2 separate regions of the Mus musculus genome follow, and region 1 is linked to region 2. A link is a contact called in ENCODE Hi-C or POLR2A ChIA-PET data. All regions are on one chromosome and are shown on one strand. The core of a region is the stretch at or near the end of the contact, and the rest is flanking DNA. Distances in the headings are between cores, read along the strand shown.

Region 1 (4,718 bases), core at 206-2,705, 490 kb after region 2:
AAGAACTTTGGGCTCCCTCTGGGCCCCAGGGTGGTGCTGTCCTGTAGGCCTGCCTGAGCCAGGCAGGGAGGCTGTCCTTGGATGCGATTTCTTTGGGAACACTGTAACAAACACTGCTGACTTTTGTGAGTCCCAGTTTTCCTGGCTTCTGAATGGTTAAATGCACCTCATGGAAAGTACAGAAACACGTTGGAGAAGGTCCATGGCTGACCTGTATCCCTCAATAGGTTGGTGCCTCTGACCTCTGTCAACTCTATGGCAAGTCCCTGGCCCATTTTGTACTCAGAAGGCCTATCCCATATCCTGAGCAGGGACAGTCTCTCAGTGCCTTCTACCAGGAGACTGAGCTGGCTACTCAGGGGCAGCTTCACACACTGTTGCCTAGTGGATGGCCTGTGTAGGGGAGGACTAGACGGCAGGCAACTTGAATAAGCACAGGCCTCAGGAGGAGGAAGGAGACAGGCAAAGACCAGGCCAAGGCCAGGGCTAAGAATAAATCTTAGACTGTACTTGTCTGGTCCATCTTCAAACCTATGTTTATCTTGGAGCGTGAATGTAAATCCTGGGACATTTGATCATGTTTGGAGAAAAAAATACCCCAAATTCTTGCTTTTTTCCCTCCCTGAAAAATAAATTAGGGCCTGAGACTGCAGCTCCACTGGTAAGGTGCTTGCCGAGCCCACACAAAGTTCTGCTTCGATTCCCAGCATAAGCCGTTGGTAACACAAGTCTGTAATGTCAGCACTCAGGAGATGGAGATGGAAGATCGGGACTTCAAGATCATCCTTTACTGTATAACCAGCTTCCATGAAGAAGGGGGGAGAACATAGAGAAAAGGAAGGGGAGGGGGAAACTGAGTCAGACTTACGCTTCTATAGATAGTATTGTTCTATTAAGAATTTTTTAGCTAAATGATGCACCCATCTGGTGGATTTTAGCACAGGCTCTTGGATTTATGTAAACCAGAATCCTGAAAGCCAAAGGATGGAATGGTGGAAGGCTAAGTCCTTCTTCCCACATTGCCCTCTGATTTCTCATCTAAAAACAAAACAAAGCTTTTAATCCCAGCACTCGGTGGAGGAGTTAGGAAAGGGATGTGCAAAGACAGGCAGATCTCTTTGTGAGTTCAAGGCCAGCCTGCTCTACATACAATCTCCTGAGTGGCCAGAGCTACATAGAGACAGGTCTCTCAATAAGTAAACAAACAAATAAAAACAGAACAAAATGTCACCGTCTTTTATTCTATCGAGTCTCAGCGAAGATCATGAGTCTAAAAGAGAATCCAGAGTCTGAAAGGCACTCATTGAACACAAAGGCTAGTGTTCCGGTGTCTGCCTTGTCCCCCACCCGACCCCCCTACTCCTGTCTTCCAAGCTCTGTCTTCTACCCCTCCCCGAAGTCCCTTCTCCACTCCCCCTCCTCCGCCCTCTGTAGGAGCTCCTCCCCAGCTTTGGCTTTAAACTCAGAACCTCCGGCTCAGGGAAGTCAGAGCTGTGCGCGTCGCCCACTGGACTCGGGTCTCCAGGCAGCTCCGCGCCCCTACGGTAACCTCGCCCAGTTCTCTGCTGCGTGCCCCCCACCCCGCGCTCTCCACGGTGACACGTCAGATTTCTGGCTGCTGTCCTGGTCCCGTAGCTCAGCTTGGCTTCCGGGCCACCGTTTTAAAGCCAGCTGGGGCCTTAGGATGGCAGCAGCCCCAATAGCCCTAGCAGCCCGCGCGGGTGGAGGATTTCTCATGTTTTTCTCCTGCAGCCAGGGTTCGGCAGTGTGGGAGTAACCCGGAAACTCAGGACAGTGCGCTGTGTTCAGAGGGTAGGGATGGGGTCTTAGGGTTCGGCGAGCTCGCCAGCGGGTGTACACCGCCCGCCCTCCCAGGCCTTGCTTTAAACTCCAATCCAGGAGTAGTGATCTACCACTAGGGGCGAGACTCCATGCCTCCCCACCTCCGCTACCGCCGCGCCGAATCCCGCCCCAAAGGCGGGATTACTGTTATTATTTATCGTGGTTATTGCCCTGTCTCCGCTCTGGAATAAAATCCAGAAACGTTCCAAAAAGTAATTATCACAGTAAAGTACAGCGGAGATCTGAGTCCAGAGCCCTGACACAACAGTCTTAAAAAAAAAAAAAAAAAAAAAGTCGTTAGCTGTTTCTTGTAGCTTTTTCTGCGCTGTCCCTTGAAGTGATCTTTCAGAACCGACCGACAGCCCTTAATCCTGTGAGAAGCTTGGGACTGTTTGCTAATCAAGCCATCTTCTTATTCTGGCACATGCTTAGCTCAAGCCGGGCTTTCTTCACCTCTGTGCCTTGTTCATGTCTTTCTTGGGTTGCAGAATCCCCACCTCAGTGCCCGGGTATCATGTGGTCCATTCTACCGAGGACCAAGGACAGGGCTTTGGAAAAATGTTCCTCATAGCTCCACCTGCTTCTGCCCTGTCCCAGCACCCCCAGCCCTTTGATCAGTAGAACTCCCTGGCTGCATTTCCTTTAGTCAGGTCCAGAATCCTTATGCAGCAAGGATTTCAGGGCAGTTTGCTCTAACGTTGTTCACAGCATTCCAGAACTCCCTGCAGTTACTGAAGGCACTGCTAAGCCTTTGACCTCCTGGCCCTGCTTCTGCCTTCTGAGCAGCTGTGCCTATGTCCCATGTCATGGACTCCTATGTGGGCTGATTCCTGTGTCCCAGATTCCTAACGTCATTTCTGTTTATACCCATTGCCCAGCATTACATTATCCACCCTGGTTCTATTTGATAATATTCTTGGTTTCAGGCATGTCTAATGCATGTGACTGAGAATAGCTATGAATAGGGAGGCCCAAAACAAAATTCTAAGCTTACTTAAAACATTATGTGATTTCATGTATCTCTTGCTCTTATAACTTGATGGCACCATTCTGAGGCCTGAACTTTGTAGATAGCAAAGTTATGTTGCAATGTCAAAAGGTGGGACCTGCCTGGTTGATAATTTAGCACAGCCTTGCTTCTAAGCTGAATGCACGTGCATTTGTAGGCAGCAGAGTGGTGTGTGTCAGCTCACTGTGGACCCACAAGTGTCACAGACCTGGAGGAGGAAGCCACAACTTCAGGCCTGGAGGTGGAGCTTAGTGGCAGAGTAATTGCCTAGGATAGGCCTGGGCTCCATTTCCAGGGTCAGGGGAGGCCAAAGGGAAGGAAAGGGAAACTAGGATTCTCGGTCAATGTCAGATTTCCCCTTCTTATGGGCAGGGGTGCAGAAATGCCTAAGTGGTATTGGGAGCTATGTGTAGTCAAGTTGACAGGTTTAACCATGGAAACTATAAACTCTGCTGTAATCTCTGTCCCATTCAAATGATCATAGGGCCCTGAATCCATGCCAGGGAGCCAGAGTTAATTAGCCATGGCTAGAGAGTTTCAAAGACAGTATGTAGGATCCACTGCTAGCCTTCTAAATTAGGCTACAAGATAGGGTAATAGTTATTGGTGATACTGCCCAACCATCGTATGTATAGGACTAAGGAGTTTCTTGGGACATGGGTCTTGCAGTTTAAAAAAAATAATGCATACATGTATGTAATGTATTTTGATCCCTATTCCATGCCCTCTGATTCCTCCCCACTGTTTCCCCTCCCAACTTTATGTGGTCTCTTGCTTAAAAACAAATAAACAAGAAACCCCACTGAGATTATTTAGTACATGGGCATGGGGCCATCTACTGGAGCGTGTGTAGCCTCCGAAAGCCTGAAGAAAACTGACTCCCAGTTATCCATTCATGTGGGTTGTCTCCATTTCCTGGGTATTGTGAGTAGAACATTTATGATGAGTGAGCAAGTATCTCTGTAGTAGGATATAGAGTCCTTTGGGAATGTGGCCAGGAATGGTTTATTTAGATCATATGATAGATCCATGTCAAGCTTTTTGAGGACTCTCCACACAAACTTCTATAGTGTCTAAACCACTTTGCATTCCCACCAATGGTGAATAAATGTTCCCTTCCCCCCACATTCACACCAGCATTTGCCAGTCAGGTGTTCTGGTCTTTTCTTTACCAAGAAGCCTGTCAAAATGGCAGCTACCTGCTATTGATATGATCTTTCTCCATTCCAAGGTTTTCTTTGTTACTGGTAAGAGCTGTGACTCTCTTTGCCCAGCAGACTCCAATACCCACACCTCAAGGTAGGACACTCAGTGGAATTGTCTGTTTGGACCAGAAGGATCATGATTTACACAAGACTTGACAAAGCTGAGTTGAGACTCAGGTTAGGGCTGCCATCACCGTGTCTGAGATACATATCCCAGTGAGTGGTGGCTCCGAGGATAGGTCAGAGGACTCCGTATACTTAGCCTCTTCCTGTGGGGTGCTGGAAGCTTGAAGACCAGCTGCCTCTGAGACTCTCTCTTTGCAGGGCTCCAGGACCATGTGGTACACTAGCACCCGGGGAATGGCCCCACGGGTCAACTTTGAGGGGGCCCTCTTCTCTGGTTATGCACCAGATGGGGGCCTCTATATGCCAGAGGAGCTCCCTAGGCTGGACGAAGAGACCCTGCGTCACTGGAGCACGCTGTCCTATCGCAGCCTGGTGAAGGAGCTGTGTGCTCTCTTCATTGGTCTGGAGCTTATTCCAAGACATGACTTAAATGGTGAGGACACCCCCCAACCCCAACTCAGTGCCACATACTCCCTCCCTGAGTTGCAAGTTCATTACCCAACTCCTAGAAAATCCCTAGTTGCCTTTCTCAAACC
Region 2 (5,082 bases), core at 2,532-5,031:
TTCTGGGGTTAGAATTCAGGTCCTCAGTCTTGGTGATTAGCACCTTTACTAATCTTGACAGACCTAATTACATATGTACTTTAACAGATAGCTTATTAAATGTACTTTGTCTTATAGCTAGTAATTTCACTGGTTTTATACTTAAAAAAATTAAAAACCCAATACCTATAACCAATAAAAAAAGTATTTGTGAATATTCATAGCAACACTATTTGTGGCATCAAGAAGGCAGAAACAACTGAAGTGCCTATCATCTAATGAATGAATGAACAAAATGTGGCCTATCCACACAGTGGATTATAATTAAGACCATAAATATTATAAATCTACAACATGAACAGACCTTTAAAATATTTGGCTAAGTGAGAGTATACAGATACATATATTACATGATTTTATTCATATGAAATTTCCAAATATGACATTCTATAGGCACAAAAGCCAAGCTAATGGTTGCTAGGATTTGACAGCTAAAAATAATGACTGTTTAATGTGTACAAAGGTTCCTTTTGGGGGTGATGCAAGTACTCTGGATAGAGACAGTGGTGTTGATCACAGTTGCTAATTTAAAGTGAAAAGTTAACATGTAAAAACAAAAATCACACTGTAAATAATACTGATTGCCACTGACTAGTTCCCTGACTTCTGATGTGGGCCTTCATATACCAGTAGCTGGTGTTACAAGTTTTAATATATTTAGTGGGCCATATAAAATATTTTTATATTGCTGAGCATGGTGGTGCATGCCTTTAATCCCAGCACTCGGGAGGCAGAGGCAGGAAGATTTCTGAGTTCGAGGTCAGCCTGGTCTACAAAGTGAGTTCCAGGACAGCCAGGGCTATACAGAGAAATCCTGTCTCAAAAAAACCAAAAAAAAAAATTTTTTTTTATATGTGTGTTAAGTAATGATAATGTCAAATGCAGTACTCTTTTCCAAAGTGCTTTGGCAATCTTTTGGTACATCTAGAATTTTTTCTTTTTCAAGTACTCTGAAACTTCAATATATGTCACATTCCATTTATTCCTTTTATCTATCTTTTCTTTTCCTTTTTTTGATGTTAATTTTTCAGAGTCGCAGATAACCCTCACCTGCTTTAAACTCCTATATACCTGAGGCTAGTCCTGAATTCTTGATTCTCCTGCCTCCACTTTCCAAGTGCAGAGATCAGTGGGTAAAGGAGCCATCGTGCCTTGTTCTTTTTATTCATTTATTTATTTTCCAATTGAAGTACATTTAAATTATTTCCATTTTTCTTCCCACATCCACTGGATGTGACTACTAAAATAAGTGATCTTATCCTTTCTTCCAGTCCATATTTGTTAGCAGTTTTCTCAAGATACACACAGGCACATACTCATATACATACTCACACACTGGTTTCTAGGAAGCTTATAAAAGTTTTAAGCTCATGAACATTCAATGTCCTTTTAATGTTTCTGGCATCTCTGGCTATCAGGAATGCAATGAAAAACAAGAGAGGGTAATATGGGAAAGAATATTATTAAAATGGATTACATATGAAAATGTTCAAATAAAATCCATTATTTTATATAATGATTATAGTTAACAGCAAAAACCATGATTGTTTTCTAGTAACTCTACTAAATAAAAGAACTTTCCATCTATGTAAGTATTTTTTGTTGTTTTTTTGTTGTTGTTGTTCAGATTTAGTAATAGGACTTTGTAAGTTCATAAAGTACACTGGATATCTCTCCAACTTTTCTTGGTTCTGGAATCATGAATAAAACAGAAAAGTCATGTGTGTGTTTTAGTAGAATTTATGCCTAAAACAAAAATGTCTTTTGTTTTAGTAGAATTTATGCCTGTTATTTTCCAAATTATGTGTTATGTGATCTAAGTCCTCCACATTCTCTCATTTTAAAAATTTAAACTGCTTATTTCTGAGATAAATGGATTTATAGCATTTACTGTGATTATAAGCTGTCAAAACTTTCTTGTTTAGTACTATTAACTTAGTTCATATCTTCAGTTTGAATAGTTCAATAATGTATTTTATAGACCCAATCCTTTATTAATATATTTCTTCTTTTTATGCTTTTACTCTTAGTCATATACCATATAACAACATTATGGCAAGTGACATGTGATATATACAGTGGTGATCCCATAAGTTTTTCTCAGTGACTTGGTAATTTCTGTAAGGACACTATGTTATCAATGTAATGAAATCATCTAACAACCTTTTATCAGAATATATCCCTCGTATTAAATAATGTATAACTGTACAAGATGCCAATGTAGCTTTCCTTTGATTAGTCTTATAAAAATTTTACCCTAATAGTTTCAAGTTTCTTATGCTGTACTTTTCTTATGCCAAAAAAATTTTTTTAAATACTAAGTACCTCTCCATGTTTATTTATAAAATTAACCCATTTATATTTATTGTAAATATAAATGGACTTATTCCTGTCATTTTATTTTTAACCATAATTTCTTCTTCTTCCTTTTGTTTTTCTTGTTTCCATTTCTGCCTTTTGATGAAGTGGATAGGTTCCTTCATTCCATTTCCCACCTCTTAATGGTTTGAATATAATAAATCCAATTCAGTTTAATTCAACTTCAGCATTATTTAATCTTTAACATTCTGTTGTCATACATTCAAACCAAATATTTTTCAAAATAAACATCTGGTACTAATTTGCATTGTATAGCATTCCCTTATACATTTTGAATTTTTTCTGAATTCTCATTTTCACACTATTAAAACTAAATTTCCATTCATTTTATAATAAAGATTAAGTGTGATGTTAGATTAAGCACCAGGCTTCATAAAGAAGTCTTCAGTTATTCATTTCATTTTTTGATTCAACCAAGAATCCTCTGGTCCAAACCATAAAACCATCTTTTCTCTCCTTTGTCTTTCAAAGTCACCTCTTTCATTATCACTTTTATCATCAACTCCATCTACTTTCTCAATTTCTTTGTTGTTTCAAAAATCTTATATCCACTTTACATTTTCTTTTTAAAAAACCTACATCCCACATAGTTTTGAATAGATGGTTTGCCTCTAGATTTAATGAACATCGTTTTCCAGCAACTCAATGCCTTTCTTCATTTATCCTTCAAAATGGCGGACCTAGACAGTCATGATCAGTACCACGTGCGCCTGCGCCTCCAGCGGCCATTTCACCCATCAGCCCAAGCTCCAAGAGTCCGCCCCTTCTGGCGCGTGCGCAGGAGCCCCCAGAGCCTAGTCGCTCCTCCCCCTCTAACTGCGTACGCCTGAAACCGCACGTCCCAGTGCTGTCCCTCCCCCGCAGGCTGTGCACCGCCCCCGCCCCTTTCCCGTGAGATTCTTCCGCCTGGTGGAAGGTCGGTCTTCGCTCGACAGCCTACGCGCTTCAAGTGCAATCCAATAGGCGCTCATGATCCTGGGTCTCCCCATTCAGTCTTATCTGTGAGCCTGTGCGATTTTCTTTCTGGCCTCAAAGTCGATAACCGATTCGGCGGGACTTTTTTGCATAGCGCGAGGCAACAAATGGAAGAATGGAGCTGCGGCGGAGGGATCTACCGACCGCGTTCTGCGCGCTTTAATGGGGGATCGGCTTCGAGTCGTTGCTGAGAGCGGGGGGAAGGGAGGAGGCAGCCAAGGAATTGTTTTTTTTCCTCACCCCGCCCTCTTCAGCATAACCAATAGGAACGTAGAATTTCCTAGGCTGCCCCGCCTATCCCCCGCGACTCAACCAATCATCGGTGGCAGCGGCTCCGAGGGGGCGGGTCCGGGAGGCTGTGCGTGTCTTGTGAGAGAGAGCTCTTGAACCAAGTCAGAGCTAGAGTCGGCTGGGCGGCTGGGCTCTGTTGCCGCCGTCGTGGGTGACTCAGGGAGGCGGGAGGCGGGGTAAGCGCTCCGCGGGCCTCGGCTGCGGGAGACAGAGGGAGAAGGGTGAAGGACCCGCGCGGGCGGTCGCCGCGTCTTCTCGGTTCAAGGCTCAGGACGGGCGGGGGTGCGCCCGAGTCGGCGGCCCGGAAGCGGGGGGCGGGGGCGCGGCAAGTGTCGAGTCGCGAGCGAGTCCACGGCGGCTCCGAGGCCGCTCGGGGCGGGGATCGGTCGCTGAGACGGGCCCTAGGCACTAAGAGGGAGCCTTTTCTTTAACAGGGCGAGGGGACGAACACTTAGGCAAAAGCACTGGCGCCGCGGCTCAGTCCTCCCTTCTCTCTCTCAGTGTCCAGCTTTGAAAGGTTTGGAAAAAGCGAAAGTTGTTGGGGCGAGAGGGTCACGCGGCACTCGGGGGGGTGTTTGCGGGGGGGAGTGCTGGGGGGTTGGGGAGGCGCGGGTGGCAGCTTGGGGCGCGGAGTCCACCTGCGGGGGTGTCACTCCACCGGTCCCTGTCGGCGCTTCGTCTCTTCGGGCCGCCTCCGACCTCGGCCGCCCCCCATCGCATTTTGTTTTTGTGCCTTCTGCAGGGAGGAGCCCTTCCTGCTGGCGTGGAAACCATGGTGCTCACGCTCGGAGAAAGTTGGCCAGTATTGGTGGGGAAGCGATTCCTCAGTCTGTCCGCAGCCGAAGGCAACGAAGGCGGCCAGGACAACTGGGACTTGGAGCGCGTTGCCGAGTGGCCCTGGCTGTCGGGGACCATTCGAGCTGTTTCCCACACCGACGTTACTAAGAAAGACTTGAAGGTAAAAAACAAAAAGACTAAAACAAAATACAAAATCCCTAAACAAACAAACAAAACCGTCTTCTGGGGGCTGGGCAGTCAGACGGTTTTCAGTTACCTTGGTAACGGGACAGTTGAGCGCCCCTCCCTCCCTTTTCTGAAATGGGCCACTAGAAAGTTGGCAGGTGATCAGAAGGTACAGAACTCTAGACCGTGAAAGTCTTTGAAATGGGGTGTAGTGTCAAGGTGTGTTTGACCTAGAGCTCCAGTGGCCTGAGATTAATAATGGGTTTAGGATTGTTCAGACATGCTTCATTAATGCAGGCGCTGGGTCCCCTGGGACAGTCTGATTATGCCCCCAACGGGAGGCGTATTGTTTATTAGTAATAGGTTAAAGAAGTGGATGACAATTAGAATCATTGAAGGCTAGCTTGAAAGTGCTTTCAAAAAAGATGATTTCAG

The links. Hi-C counts contacts between places; a loop is a spot of excess contacts on that map. ChIA-PET counts read pairs that join two places held with the same protein, here RNA polymerase II (POLR2A).
Region 1: a loop to region 2 is called in a map of heart, with 3 times the contacts of the local background. The contact joins the promoter of Thnsl2 here to the promoter of Kdm3a in region 2. A Hi-C loop is called at or near these places in 1 of 37 maps with a recorded cell type or tissue (heart). POLR2A ChIA-PET finds 5 or more read pairs at or near these places in 1 of 5 experiments (embryonic stem cell).

Annotation. Positions count from the first base shown.
Region 1 is chr6:71,141,117-71,145,834 of GRCm38, reverse strand. Thnsl2 (threonine synthase-like 2 (bacterial)) reads left to right here and starts at 1,455. Exons shown (of 9, transcript NM_001033929.2): 1 at 1,455-1,544; 2 at 4,381-4,615. The coding sequence starts at 4,393.
Region 2 is chr6:71,631,616-71,636,697 of GRCm38, reverse strand. Kdm3a (lysine (K)-specific demethylase 3A) reads left to right here and starts at 3,781. Exons shown (of 27, transcript NM_001038695.3): 1 at 3,781-3,860; 2 at 4,119-4,201; 3 at 4,427-4,642. The coding sequence starts at 4,457.